Linked DNA regions of Homo sapiens: region 2 is linked to region 1. The links are chromatin loops, found by intact Hi-C in ENCODE. Cell type or tissue: A673. All regions are shown on one strand.

The links. Peaks named below come from ENCODE experiments on the same cell type or tissue, not always from the same donor. Only the 100,000 strongest peaks of a DNase experiment are listed, where the experiment ranks them.
Region 2: it touches region 1 in a loop (4-fold over the local background); 10 of 110 quality-filtered maps call a loop at or near these places.

What each region holds. Positions count from the first base shown.
Region 1 is chr14:86,462,133-86,470,132 of GRCh38, reverse strand. No RefSeq gene overlaps it. Among named protein-coding and RNA genes, the nearest start is that of LINC02309, 130 kb to the right of the region's middle. In A673, a CTCF peak has its summit at 7,754 (motif pointing left); DNase peaks (open chromatin) are centred at 4,262 and 7,732; H3K27ac peaks cover 2,512 bases.
Region 2 is chr14:86,661,977-86,669,976 of GRCh38, reverse strand. No RefSeq gene overlaps it. Among named protein-coding and RNA genes, the nearest start is that of LINC01148, 240 kb to the left of the region's middle. In A673, no CTCF peak of the experiment used is centred here; a DNase peak (open chromatin) is centred at 3,796; H3K27ac peaks cover 3,006 bases.

The sequences.
Region 1 (8,000 bases):
TCTGAAAAACCAAGAGGCCACACTCTTTCAGGAAATTTCATATTATTTATGTCATTATATTTACATTACATTTGTAAGTCTGCAAAATGATAATATATTATTTTTATTTAATTTAGGTCTCCCCTCCTCAGTCTTTTCTTGTGGCATATTGTAATGGACTTATTATTAAAATAAGAAGGCTGATTATAATAGAAAATTTTTAGTACAGAACAAATAACTTTTGTAATGTGTTTTGGATCTCCAAAATTAACACATAATTCCTAAAAGAATTTCTCTAAGCCTTCCTACTTTTCCAATGAAATATTGGGGACTTAAGATACTATTACATTTCCATAATATAATACTAGAAATGTGAATTTTTAAATTACTGGCAAGGTATCAAAAAATAAACTAGAGAAACATTGAGATATTAAAGAACAGGCTGGTATACTAATATGTATATTATTTTCTGATATACACATACATATACATATCTAAGAATATTGAGCAGTAGGAGAGATAGCTAGGACTAGAATAAATGTTCTAGAGCAAGGGTCACATGGCACCTACTATGTAAAACATTTTTTGGAACACAACCATGCTCATCTATTTACATTTTGTCTATGGCTGATCTCAGGTAATAGTAGAGTTGAATAGCTGCAACAGAAATTCTGTGATTCACAAAGCTAAAATTATTTGCTATGTGGCTCTTTATAGAAAAAGTTTGCTAATCCACGGTCCAGACGAGTGATTCTCAAAGCCTAGTCTGCAGACCAGTAGCATCATGATAAGCTAGAAATCTCTTAATGCAAATTATTGGGCTTTGCCTAAGACCTCCTGAATCAGTATCTCTGAGAGAGGGACCCAGCAGCTTGTATTTTACCAAGTGCCCCATTGGATTTTGATGCATGATAATGTTTAAAAATTATCGTTCCATAGTAAACAACATGTGTAAGAAATGGGCAAGATAGCAAAGTCAGAGAGACATCTGTGACTCAGAGTCCATGGCTCTGACCAACCCCACAGGGCAGATATGAATTGCATGTGCCAGGTCAGAAATTATTAATGGATGCAAAATTAAGTTGCAACTTAGGACTAATATATGGTGCAAATCTGGCCTTCCTTCACACTTCCAGTGTTCCTAAACCTACAAGTCATCACTGTCTCTGTCCCTGGCCACTGCAAAAAGCATCCAATTGGTCTTTTCTCTTCATTCTATCCTCTACCTAACAATACAGTGACTCTTTTGAAATATAAGCTAGCCATATTCAAAATCCTCCAAAATCAGCTCATATAATTAAAATTAAAAAAATAAAATGTCCTTTATATCTTCTTCCCACTCAAGCCAAAGCTTTGGGCTTTCTGTTCACTCTAGTGAGAATGCCTTCTCAAGGATACACTCACTATTATGTCATAAATATACCTTTCTTATATACTGAACTCTTCTCACATGACTCTTCTGCATGAAAATCTTCCCTGACTTTCCTATCTAAAATAGCTACCAGTTTAAATGGGTGAATCATATGGTAGGTGGTTTATCCTAATATATCTATTAAAAAGAAAAACGAAAGGTGAAGGCTTTCTACAAAATACAATGTTTCATGGGATTATGTTCATATTTACACCATAAAGTTAAATCAGATAACACCTTAAGTGTTCATAACACAGCCCCTGAGTTTTAGTAACAGCTCAAAATTATTTACTATTATATTTTATTATACATATATTATGTTATTACAAAATATTTTCTATTACGGCCATCACATAATCATACTATTATTATGATGTCAGCCTCGTTTAAGCTGAATCCTAGGGACATTTGTTGGTTAAAAGATTACTTAAATAGAAATAAGAGAAAGATATCAAATCAGGTTGGTAGCAAGGAATCTCTATGTATTTTTTAAAAATGGTTCACTAATTTAAAAATGAGATAATGCACTTTCGGTTCACTGAAATATTTTAGGTCAGTCATCTTAGATATAGAAAATATGATACAATTTGTTCAATATCCTTTGGTTATAACCTGTTGTATAAAATATTTGGATCTTCTTAATCTTTTTGTATTGCAACAATACTCTTCCCACTCACAATTACCATGTACAATTATCATGACATGCATATGTCACTTATACTCAATGATTTTAAATAATCATAACTATGTACTCATTTTTATAATAAAGAGATCTAATATAAATTAAAATACTATTATGATATTATCATTCAAGCCTCTCAAGTTGGAACAAACACTTTTTTTTCATGCTTTACTATTCCTATTCTTAGAAATGTGCAGTAAATCTCTTATGAAAAACAAAATATGTTTTGTTAGTTTGGTGTCCTTCTTCTCTGGTACTCTGAATGTAACAGCTTTACTCTACACTTAGGCTTCTATTGTGTAAGGTAACTGCTTCCATATTACTCTGGGGGAAGGAAAATGTCACAGAATACAAGTGAAGCCCCAGTCAATGCAGTTATTTTGAAAAAATATACAAACTATGGAAGTTACAAAACTGCTTTTGTAAGCTTAAAAACAGATCTGATCATGAGGATAGCATTTCTGAAAGATAGCTTCCTATCGAGTTCCCTCGAAGAATGTCTACTTTCAAGTAACAATTCAATGACTGATCTGAAAACAGAAGTCAGAAATTTTATTTTCTGTCTCCTACATGCTGTATTTAATTCTGTTTCTTATTGTCATTAGTTTTGTATGTTGACGGTCTTGTATGTATCATGAGTAAGCAGTAATATTAGGAGAGCACAACATGTAACTATCGCAATGAAATCAGCAATAGATAATGGATGATAACCCTGAGAGACAGAAAAGAAAACTGAAAAGAAAAGCATAATGCTGTGACAGAGGGGTTTATCCCGCCAGCATAATCATCATCAAGATCATGGAGCCAGTAGCTGTATATCAATGCAACAAATACAGATCTTTCTTACCCCATCCCCAAAAGTCACCTAACCAGAGAAAATTGTACTATCATTATAAGAAATGTATATTGATTGCTTAATTTATTTTGCTTAGCACTTTCCCTATATTATCTCATGTAATCCTTACAACAGATATAAAATAAGAGCACCATCCCCATTCAACAAGTGCTGAAGTGTGGTTAGGGAGGTGAAATAACTTGCCTAAGACTTCATCCTTGTTAACTGGAGAAGCAAGAATTAAAAGCTAGATTTGTCTGACTCCAAGTAGTTTTTTTTTTTTTTTGTCCATAGTTATTAAGTGATATCATCTTTTCAGCAGTCTTAGGGACCTTTAATGACTACAAAAATGAAACAAACAAAAACTAGCTTAGTTCTTAATTGCATTTTGCCATATTATTTCTGAAGATCCTGTTGTTAGAAATTCTGAAAATGTCAGTCATAATTATTTCATATACAGCCCAAATTATTCTCAATTGATGGGGGGCAAATGACTTTTTAAATAAAAGCAGATTTAGACTGCACCTACATAAGTAAAATAAAGAGCATTGCCACTTTATTCAACAAATATAAGGTGATGAAAATCAACTTGTTCTTCTAATTTTATTCCAAAAACATTTTATTTAAATCAAACACCAACATGATTGCTTTTCACTTCCCAGAGTGTAGACTAAATAATTGAATGCAATGAGCAAGTTTTTTAAAAAACTGTGTAACATATTGGAGGAAATAATTTGGCGAAATGAGAAATATCTAAGAATATGCTGAGACCAATCATTTGTAAAGAGAAACACCACTTAATGTATTCTTAGAGGTAAGAATTTCTGTAAGTGATAAATGTTTTTGTTCCTCTGGGCAGTTGAGATACTACTAAACATACTTTCAGCATGATGGAAACTTCCAGCTGTTTTTTAACATAGCAACAATTGGCTTTGGTTTGGCCTTGCCTTCTTGTCTAACTTCCTTGCAGAACATGGACAATGGTGTACAAGGTTTGGGGAGCAGTTTATGATTCTGCAGGAGCAAAGCCTACTACGACGTGAACTTCTGGCCTTTCCTAATTAGTTCTATAATCCTACCAGTGAAGGAGGAAAGCCTAAGTATTTTCAACTGTTTATAGAAAAGAATTTAATTAAAACTATTTGGGGCTCAAATTGTACAGAAAGTATAGTTAACATGAACACATATGCAATCCAAACATCAGTGTGCACGTAAAATATCCAAAAGACAGTGAGATAGAGAGGAAAGATGACCTGCATTTGCAAGCCACTTATGAATTTGCAGCCTATGTAAGCTTGGGCAAGTAACTTTCCTTCTCTAGCTTCACTTTTCTCCTGCAAATTGGGCATGATCATCAATATCATGTTGATGTTTTGCGGTGAAGATTATATAAATTATATACACAAAGGGACCACCGCGATGTCTGACACAGAATTCATCTTCTCCTAGATGACTTAGACAAAAGATACACAGGCAAATTATTACTTCCTGGAGACATTTGTTGAAGTACTAAACTTACTTTGAGAATGATTTTCACTTTATGTCCCGATGGTTCATTTCCCTTTTTTTTTCTTCCTTCCTTCCTTCCTTCCTTCCTTCCTTCCTTCCTTCCTTCCTTCCTTCCTTCCTCCCTCTCCCTCCCTCCCTCCCTCCCTCCCTCCCTCCCTTCCTTCCTTCCTTCTTTCCTTCCTTCCTCCCTCCCTCCCTCCCTCCCTCCCTCCTTCCCTCCCTTCCTTTCTTCCTTCCTTCCTCCCTCCCTCCCTCCCTCCCTCCCTTCCTTCCTTCCTTCCTTTCTTCCTTCCTCCCTCCCTCCCTCCCTTCCTTCCTTCTCTCTTGCTTCCTTTATTTCTTTCTCTTTTTTTTGGATACAGTATTTTTTTTTTCCTGAGACAGAGTCTCGCTCTGTGGCCCAGGCTGCAGTACAGTGGCATGATCTCGGCTCACTGAAACCTCCACTTCCCGGATTCCAGTGATTCCCATGCCTCAGCCTCCCAAGTAGCTGGGATTACAGTATCTTGATGCAGCATCTTGGTGCAGTGTTATGCTGGGATTCATTGCCAAAAATACTTCTTAGAGTAGGACTATGAATAGAAATGAAGTCTTTCTGATAACTTTCGGATGATTTTAGGAATCCAGGCTTAATAAACTTTGTCCTGGAATTAGGACCTGATTGGAAATGAATAAAAAAGCCTCATTAAATAGGCTGTGTCCCTTGTGTAGCTAAATTATGTATTGGACAGCCAAAGAGGCAAGGTGTCCTTTAATGTCAAAACAAATGGTATCAGGAAGTTAAAAAACAGAAAGGTGAAATAGGAAGTTAAAAATTTCCTAAGTGCCTACTTAGTCTATGTATATGTATATAGAAAATAAGGAACTGCCTATGAAATCAAGAAAAAAAAAAGAAAGAAAGAAAGAGGAGGAGAAGGAAAGAGAAGAAAGGGGGAGGGAGGAAAAGAGGGAAGGGGGAAAGATAACCAAACGCTCTCACAGATCATCATAAAATTGGCAACTGGCAAAACCATTCAGGAAGATCATGCAGTTGGATTGATGACTGAACACATTTTGTGACTGAGTCAGTGTTGCTCCTACTATTTCCCCACTCCTGCAGAGAGAGACTGGCGGATGGGTAACAGGAACCGCTCTCTCAGCTTCTGTTTCAGCCAACAGCCAGTATTTGCTGCAAGATGAAGCCTGGCAGGAATCTAACAGGCTAAGCGTGATGGCCAGCCAGACTGCGTGTGAAGCCACTGCCTGAGGATAAATGAGGGGAGGCAACAACCTCTACAACAACATAGTAGTGGCAGCTTGTTCATCACAAGCCGCATCACAACAGATGCAGTGGTAATTAAATTTGGGGTGTGGATCTCAGGCAGTCACTTTCAAATAGGCTGTCAAATTTAAATAGAACCGCATCCAAAGAGTTTCTGCCTGGCCATCTGCATTTGGGAGGGGGTTTTATTTATCAAGACCCAGCAGCCAGATTGCTTTTAGTACCAAGCTTATGGATTCTAATAAGTTTTTTCTGCTTAATTACTTGCCTATTTTACTACAATGACTACTGTGGACTGTGTTCTTTGGAACTGACAAAGCCTTTTGCCCACTATAGTTATTTCCTGATTAAAAATAGGCCATCCAATGTTGTGTGCAAGTTATGTTAATTCACAATAAATATATTTTGTCTTGCATGACCACAGACATTTTCACTGATTATTCCAGAAAGCTTATGTTATTGATAGGACCTATATTATAACTATCCTAGGATAAAGGTGGGTAGATATATGCAGAGCAATGAGACATCTCGCGAGTGAGTAGAAAACAAACTTCTATTCCAGTAATTGTTGAACTATACCATACTGTTTTTCAGTTCATTCCTTTTTTAAAAAAACGTATAACCTTGCCACCAGTAGATTTTGATATCCAAAATAATACCTCAGAGTAATCATTTACGGGAGAAACTCTGGGATGGAATTTTCTATTGCTGTCTACTCAGTCAGCTTTGATGATAAGCCTACTGCAATAAATACTAAACATTCACTTCATTATTATTCTTTTTCCAAATTGGCAGAAAGCCAGCCCTAGATGATATTCCACTTAAATTTCTAACGTTTGTGTAGAATAATATTTGTAATAAATCAGATTATCAATCTTGGTCAGACAATTCACTGCCTAAAACATAAAGCTCCCCAAGGGTCTGAAAGCCAGTAAATCCTAGGTGGAAAATTATCTCATTAAATCTAAACCCAAGTCTACATGAGACAAATGTTTCCAAGCTCTACTTTGCAGTCCAAACATTCCTGGATCCTCCCATGGATGTTGAGATTCCCTCCCCTTTCACCCTTTTCATCTTTCATCTATCGGTAATGTGCATACCCATGCACACACACATGCAAACAACTGATATTCAAGCATAGGGAAGGGCTCAATCTAGACTGCAAAGTTAACTACTAAGAAATTAAAATAATGAAAAGCTCTATCCTATATGAAACATAGAAGCACTAATTAAATAATATGTAAGCACCCAGGACTAAGTATACATGTAGACAGATTTAATGAAGTAATATAATGGTGATCTGGAATTAGTTCTGATCCAAAAAATCTTCCCTCATTTGATTATTATTGGTACCTCATTTATTTAAATGAAGAAGAACTAAAATTTAATGCAAATATAGTTGAGAGTTGCACTTACTGAATTGGCAAATGTTTACTAAACTCTTAACTGTGCAATGAGCAAGATGCTATAAAAACTGTGTGTAAAATATAGGCCTTGATCAGAGCTAGTCCACAATCCTTTTGCAAAGAGAAGGCTCACACACAGTAAATAATGCAAAGCAGAGTGTGACCAAGGATTAAAACTGATTCCTTTATAAATCCTATATAAAAAGATACAATGTGTATCTTTTAAGAAAAGTCTCGTGGAATCTACTTTGGAAATAATGGTTGAAAGATTATCATGAAGGCAACAGATTGGAAAAACCAAGTGATTCCAAAATAATCCAGGGCCTATGGCCACTGAATTTATGTAAAAGAAAAGTCTAGGAAAGAGCCTGAGAAATGGTTTAAATTTGATTAAGAGGTAAGAACATAGCTTTAATAGAATTGTGTCTGGGGTTTCTGGTTAATGAGGAGAGCCATGAGTCATTTTGCTGAGCATGGCTAGCATAGGAGTTTTAAGAAATAAGGGTGTAGTCCATAAAGGAGGGGGATTAATATGGTTTGGCTTTGTGTCCCCACCCAAATCTCATCTTGAATTGTAATCCCCATGTGTCCAGGGAGAGACCTGGTGGGAGGTGATTGGATCATATTTCCCCTTCACTCTCTCTCTCTCCTGCCACCTTGTGGAGAAGGTGTTTGCTTCTCCTAAACTTTCTGCCAAAATTGCAAGTATGCTGAGGGCTCCCCAGCCATGCCGAAGTGTGAGTCAATTAAACCTCTTTCCTTTGTGAATTACCCAGTCTCAGGTAGTATCTTTATAGCAGTGTGAGAATGTACTAATACAGGGATCATTTGATGACAGACATGTTGATGAAATGAATGGAGAGGCAGATGATATTATAAGAAGTGAAACACCAAGCAGAACAGAGAGACCTGTGCAG
Region 2 (8,000 bases), 200 kb before region 1:
CTATCTGGGAAGAATTTTTTAAAAAGATTGAAATGGAGATTAGTATAGAGTAACAGATTTATAAAGTTTATCCATCCACAAACATAAAAGACATAAGAGGAAAGGAAAAGGTATCAAAGAAGTAAAGAAAAACTTAGAAGAAAACTCCTCTAGAATGTAAATAAAAACAGTGAATAAATAAGAGGAAATGTAACGATACATCACTAGGACAATTGGATGAGAAGTATCATTCAAAAATGCACTCAAAAACACTTATTTTTTTCAGGGCTGATGAAAAGCTTTCATGAGAATATTTAAAAACTCACTACAAAAAATTAACACAATGGTGACAATGCCAATCTATGACCTAGATACATTTTTGAATTTTAAGGAAAAAGAAAAAAATTAATCTTTCAAGCATTCAGTTAGTAAATACAAAATGCCTACAGAGGAATCACATTCAGAATGATTAAAAGTCATAAATTTATGAAGTGGTATCTACAGAATTTTGAAAGACAGAAGCTGAAAGAAATATGTACAGAGCTATTCAAGTAAAAGGTACAAGAAAATTATGTAAATGTTCAGAAAATATACCCCCTAAATATGATTCTCAAGACTAGTATTAGAAACTATTCTGCTCAATGAAGTATGCATTTAAAAATCAAGAATGAAAAATTCAAAGGATAAAGGAACTCACAATGATTCTGAAAATAATAAAATGCAAATTTCACAAAAGATAATTTTTAAGTTAATGAGTGAAAAGATTGTACTTCTAGTTCTGGTGATAAAATAGTATTGAGACTTGAAGCAAATTACTTAATATTTCTTGTGTCTACCCCTTTCATTTGCAAAACATTACCATGTCTCAGTAATATCAAAATTCTAATTAATATTTAAGAGCCACATGAACATTTTGGCTGTTTTCTCTTTCCCACAGTACTCTTCTTGGGAAAGCTCTGTGATCAGAAGTGTTACCTATTCTGTAACCCTTACTCAAAATGTCAATGCAAGACTAGACTGTTACTATCTTTGATTGTAAGTTTTCCAGTACAGGCAAGAATATTTTCCTTGCTCTCATTTCTAGTCAAATGGCAGAACACAGAAAAAAAGCCATGAAATTTTCTTGATTTTTGGCAAATGAGTTTTCCTTTCATAAAGTTGTTTAATATAGCTTTTCTAAGCTGAAAACTATGTGATGCATTCAATGTCTTCTATGACTGTCTTTTGCCTCACCACTGGTACTTCCCCAGGCTGCTACTTTCTGAATACAATAAACAGGAAGTAAAGAAAAAGAAAGAGCGAGAGAGAGAGACAGAGAGAGAGAGAGAGAAAGAGAGAAAGGAAGGAAGGAAGGAAGGAAGGAAGGAAATAAAAGGAAAAGAAAAAGGAAGAGGGAGAGAGGGAGAAAAGAACACTTGCTACTTCAATGACTGTGTTAATCTGATTTTAAAAGACACCTGATATGGTTTGGCTGTGTCCCCACCCAAATCTCATCTTGAATTCCCATATGTTGTGGGAGGGACCTGGTGGGAGATGATTAAATTATGGGGGCAGGTCTTTCTCGTGCTGTTCCCATGATATTGAATAAGTCTCACGAGATCTGATGACTTTATATGGCGGAATTTCCCTGCACAAGCTCTCTCTTTGCCTGCTGTCATCCACGTAAGATGTGAGCTGCTCCTCGTTGCCTTCTGCCATGATTGTGAGACTTCAGCTTCCCCAGCCACGTGGAACTTTGAGTCCTATAAACCCTTTTTCCTGATAAATTACCCAGTCTGTGGTATGTCTTTATCAGCAGCATGAAAACAGGACTAATACAGAACCTTTCAAAATATACTCCTTAATCAATCAATTTAGTTAACATACATATTCTTGAATAATTAATGTAGATTAAAGGCAAGGAAAATCATGTAAATTCTACTCACAGCATTATGTTACAAGCTTCTTTGCTGTCTGTAACAATAACATGAAGTTAGGTTGTTGAAGAGACTCCATAACTACAATAATACTAACTCATAATGAAAAATCCAGACATTTCAAGATCTTCAGAGAACAAAATAGGGGGTTTAAGAAAAAAAGGAATATGCTATCTTCAAGAAGGATTTCAGGTAGGTATAAATGACGTATAAATAAATAATCCCAAAGCATTCAGAGGTGACCATGGAATTGCTAAACTATGTTATTTTCATACTTTTTTATTAATCTCTGGAAGCAATGCTAATTAGGATCAGTCTGATATTATATATATATACACACACACATACATGCACACATATGTATATATACATATATAGATATACAGATATATATGTATCTATATACACACACACATATATATGAATGTCAAAGTTCTTTTAGCTTATGCATATGCTAAAAAAAGACTGGAAACTCCTGTCTAACAATATGAGACCAACTTTTTCTAAAGCAGCTCTTGACCTTCTTTTGCTAAGTCATTAATCTTTATTTTAGGATGGTTTCTGTTATTGGAGACATTTTTCTACCACTTAAAAATTCATTTATGTACCCTATAGTCCTATAGTACTTCTACATGAATGCCATTACAGGGGAGAAGATGCTACTACTGCAAATAACACTGCCATTTTCTCATTGTGAGATACATAAAGAGATGATAAAATCTGATCGCTAGTAAAGTGAGTTCTTGGTGCAGGCTGTGATCCAGAATCATGTTATTTTGTGTCCTTAAACTGTTAGATTTTATTCCTCACTCAGATGTGATTTCAAGACCAAGATTTGGGGGCTTTCTGACTTAAGTCAAAACGGTAAGCTGGAAATTTACCTATAATCAGTTCTGGGGTCTATTCTTAAATGCAGGACACATTAGTTACTCAGATGCAAATAAGGCATTTCAGCTATTTACCTGTATATTCACTCTGTGTTGAATAAGCAAGCTCTTTGTGGCTCAAAATCTGCCCTGTTTGCCTTGCATGGTTGAAGTTGTATTTTGTAACACATCCTATTGGACCATTACCAACGCTAGCTCACCAGTACGGGTTTATGTGCAGGTGTGTGCAGGTGTGCAGGGATGGTGGGGGTGGTGGTGTCATGAATTTTCCTCTGACCAGTATAGTTATAATGATTATAATTAGTCTATTGTCATATTTCTAAGATATAGTATTTGGGGAATGTAGAATCACGGTTGGCCAATTTTCTTAAACATTTTTTGGGTAGCTTAGCAAATAACAAACGCAGAATAATAACAGACTCAATTATCTCCTTTCATTCTTCCAACTCTTTCACTTCATCCCTCCACGCATTTCATCTTCATATCCCCACTCCATTTTCAGCTTCAGATTTTATATTTGGTCACTTCCTCTGTTCCCACCGTGCTTAAAAATGCTTGCATCAAGAGGACTTAAATCATTCTAAACTTGGAGTATTGCCTCCTCCTGTTCTCAGTCATGTTCCTCAAAATTGTGACTTATATGTTGCTATTGTCTCCATTTTCTACCTACTAATTTCTTTACTACTACACTCAACAAATACTTGCTGAATAATTAATGTTTATCAGCCACGAGGCATCATGGCAAGAAGCTGAAGACATAGAGCTGAATGTCACACAAGTTTTTATTCTTTTCAGTAACCAACCTGTTACATTACTTCTCTCCCCAAACTGTTATTTCAAAAGTTTCCAGGCTTCATCTACCATCTAAGATGACATTTCCTTAGTCCACATCTTGCCTGAAATACGCAGTATTTTACAAGGCTAACCATCCATCTCTCCTTAAAACTTCCTCTTCTCTTATTCTCCAATGCTATGTTACTCAAAATGGGGTTAGTGCATTGATGGCTGGTCTGCAAACTTCTTACTATCAGTTCATGATAAGACAGTGAGCTAGTGCCAAAATGTTAGTGAACTTTGTTTAGTTCAGCTCTTTTGTTTTTTTTTTCCTTCCTTCCTTCCTTCCTTCCTTCCTTCCTTCCTTCCTTCCTTCCTTCCTACCTTCCCTCCCTCCCTCCCTCCCTCCCTCCCTTCTTCCCTTCCTTTCTTCTTTCCTGGCATTCGTAGTAACAACACTTTCTTGATATAGAAATAAAGAAATTAGTGTTTTGATTTACTTTTAGCATTTGTGGCACTTGCTTTATATCTCATCGTGGACTGGCACTCTCAGTAGTATTTTTTTCTGTTTTAGAATTTTTAATTCCTTCACTGTTAATTCCTTCACTGTTCCTTTTCTCACCCTACAATGGTAGCAATAACTATATATTTGTGTATATTATATATGTCATATTTAATATACATATATGCACACATTATATATGTGTGTGTGTCTATATATAGACACACACACACACACGCACGCATAGTCTACCCTTGAACAACATGTGAGTTAGGGACACCAACGGTCTACACAGTTGAAAATCTACACATAACTTTTGACTTGAAAAGGTAAAACTGTAACTACCAATAACCTACTGTTGACCAGAAGCCTTACTAATAAATAACAATTGGTGATAACATTTTGTATGTTATATGTATTCTATACTGTATTCGTTCAATAAACTAAAGAAAAGAAAATGTTATTAAGAAAATCATAAGAAAAAGAAAATATATTTACTACCCATTAAGTGGAATTGGATTATCATGAAGATCTTGTTTCTCAGCACCTTCATGTTGAGTAGGCTGAGGAGGAGGAGGAAGAGAAGGGATTGGTCTTCCTCTCTCAGGGGAGGCAGAAAAAAATGCATATAAGTGGACCCGTGAAGTTTAAACCCACGTTGTTCAAGGGCTACTAGTACTCTTAACTGTTGGTACCTCCTGAGGTTCTGTTCTTAGACCTGAGTACAGGATGAAGCAATGAAAACTCTATACTTAATACCTATTTTTTTTCAGACAGGGTCTCACTCTGTCACCCAGTCTGGAGTGTAGTGGTGTGATCATGGCTCACTGAAGCCTCCTGGGCTCAAGGGGTCCTCCCACCTCAGCCTCCTAAGTAGCTGGGTGTACAGGCACACACCACCATGCTCAGTTAATTTTGTTTATTTTTTGTAGGAATTGGGTCTCACTATGTTGCCTAGGCTGGTTTTGAACTCCTGTGTTCAAGCTATTCTTCCACTTCAGCTTCCCAAAGTACTGGGATTATAGGCATGAACCACTGGGCACCCAGCCTATACTTGATACCTTGATCTCCTTTCTGGTTGTAAAAAAAAAAAAAAAAAAAGTGTGCTAGGCATGTTGGTCCACACTTGTAATCCCAGTATTTTTGTAGACTCAGGCAGGAGGATCACTTGAGCTCAGGAGTTCAAGACCAGCCTGGGTATCACAGTGGGACCCCCATCTCTACAAAAAATAAAATAAAAAATTAGCCAGGCATGGTGGTGTGTACCTGTGGTCTCAGCTACTTGGGAGGCTGAGGCAAGAGGATGACTTGAGCTCAGGAATTTGAGTCTGTAGTTAGGTATTATCATGCCACTGCACTCCAGCCTCAGTGACAGGTCGAAAGCTGGTGTCAAAAAAAAAAAAGTGTGTTCATACGTGGGATGGGATGGGTATATTAGTGTGTATATAAGTCATATGCATAAATAATGCTGACCTGAAAGATTCCAACCTTTTAAGGGCAGATGCTTGGCCATTAGACAGAATTTGTTCTAATAAAATCAGGGTTCTTAATGGTCTCTGCTCCCCTGGAACCCCAGCATCTAGCTCCTAAATAATTAATGTGTTCTACATTCAATAATGGATTCCTAGCACATGCTTGGCCATGAGAGATGCCCAATAAGTATTGAATGAATAAATTAAGGTGTTCTCAGTCTTGATATCTGCTTATAGAATGCCTCCCTCAACTCCACCCAACCTCCAGGGCACTTAAAAAAATGTTTGTGTCACTATCTTTCCCTTCTCCATTTTAGAGCTCTCATTGAAACAAACATGTTACCATTTCTAAGGTATGAAAGATCTCAACTAAATATTGTCCTCCTGATGAACATGTTTGTATTTCAAAAAACAAATCAAGAAGCTGTCCCTGAAGAGAATTGGCCATTCTACCTTTTGTGCACCTCTTTAATCTCCACATCACAGTTGTCTACTAGAAATTGTCATACTGTAATTGAATGTTTTCTTTACATGTCCTATACCCTCCTCCAAGTTTCCATTTCCAGAGGGCAGGTTGAATGAAAAACAATTAACTTTTAATTTGGCACCTATGATATGCCAGTTACCTTACTAACATACATGACCCAATTTCATCTTCTGCCCACTCTCTACGTGAGGCATTATTATCTGTGATGTTTCAGACACAGAATTTCAGACACAGAGATTAGGCCATGATTAATTAATGACGGTGGAGTCATGATTCATACCTAGAGTCTTCTGAGTCTAAAAGTCCTTAGTTTTTTCTTCTGGCCATTCCTAAAATTCTTCAAAGTTCCTAACAGTTACTTGAACTTCATTATAAATAAATATGGGAAAAATGAACAAACAAAAGCAAACCGATAAAAATAATTTACTACTTAAGCCATGATAGCCAACCATGGTTGCCTAAGTCTTTTAAATCTCTTGGAGGGCGTTTGTTTAATATATATAAATGGCTAAATTTCATGGAGTGAAGCGTGTGTGCGTGTTTGTGTATGTAAGCTGGAACTGGGAACATTTTCATATAGTAAAGGTCTTCATATCACTTGGATGAAAGATAGAGATGTGGCAAACAGACTTTCAAAGTTTTGTAGATTTTGGAATTTTTAGAGTTCTGAATGGATGTTGGCCCTCCTAGCCTTTTCCTAATTTCTATTCCTCTCCAGCTGACATATTTTGATATTTATTTGTCCAGCCTAGTCCAGTTTTCACCTTGGTTGCTTATTCTGGTAAGATTTGGCTTACACCTCCTGTAGTTAATTTTTGGAGTAACAATCTGCTTTGGGGTATAACTATAGCTAATATATAATCTCTAGTCTCTGGGAGTCATCGGGGAGGATAGACGTCGGTTTGTCTTTGAGCACAGAGCTTCCCTCAGTAGAGAATGGCTATCCAAATAGCTAAACCCTGCTTAAGTCACTCACTGAAGTGTATACATGGAATGAAGTCTGGGTGTTTACAGAACTTCACTTCTTTGATCCTACAATGTCTGATTGCTTCTGGATAGATGTATGTGAGTTAACTGAAGCTGTAGAGTGAATTTATCTACAGAAGAAAATTCATTAACTTTTAAGTTAGAACCCAGAATGATATATTGACTCTTCAATATTTTATTTGAGAATGTGATAAATCCACTGCTCAAGTAATGCTAAATATTCTATCAAAAAGCGTACTTTGATTCTAATTAGAGTTTTATTTTAGGTAGAAGGAAAAAGCAAGAGATGACTTCTTAAAAGTTTTGAATACATAAAACATAAGGTTTTATTATTCCAAAGAAAGACATTCTATTATGCAAATATATTAATTCAGTTGCTGGTATGGAGACTTTAAATAGAAATAGATAAAGTTTAAATAAGGATTTCACGTTGCGCAATTGCTGAGTGAAATAATCAGCTATTTGGTGTTGCTCAGATTACATGTTGGTTTAAAAAGAATCTTCTTTTAATATATATTAGTTTGTGCAAATCATCTACTATGACTACAGATTTTTCCAATTGCTCTAGAAATAGAAATTATCATTCAAAGATAAAGTCAGCAAACAAGCAGAAACATTGCATCCGAAAATGGGTTTAACCTGTTGTGTTTACTTTAAATCAAATGAAATTGCTTACGTCAGTTGATGTAGAAGAACAGTATAAAATTTACTAAGGTCTTTGCTATTCATCCATGTTTAAGCGCAGATTCCATTTTATGCCAGTGAATTTCAGAAAAAATGTGTGTGTATGTATTTGTACTTGTGCATATATACATATATGTATATAGAGTGATAGAGATTGATATTGACATATGGATATATGCAAAGTGAGGGAAAGGAGAGACAAATCATTGACTTCACAAAATGAAAATCTCTAGCAATGACCAATCTATTTTTATGAATCTGTATGTTTGCAAGAACACATTTTGACATCTTTATGCTTTGCTAAAAATTCAG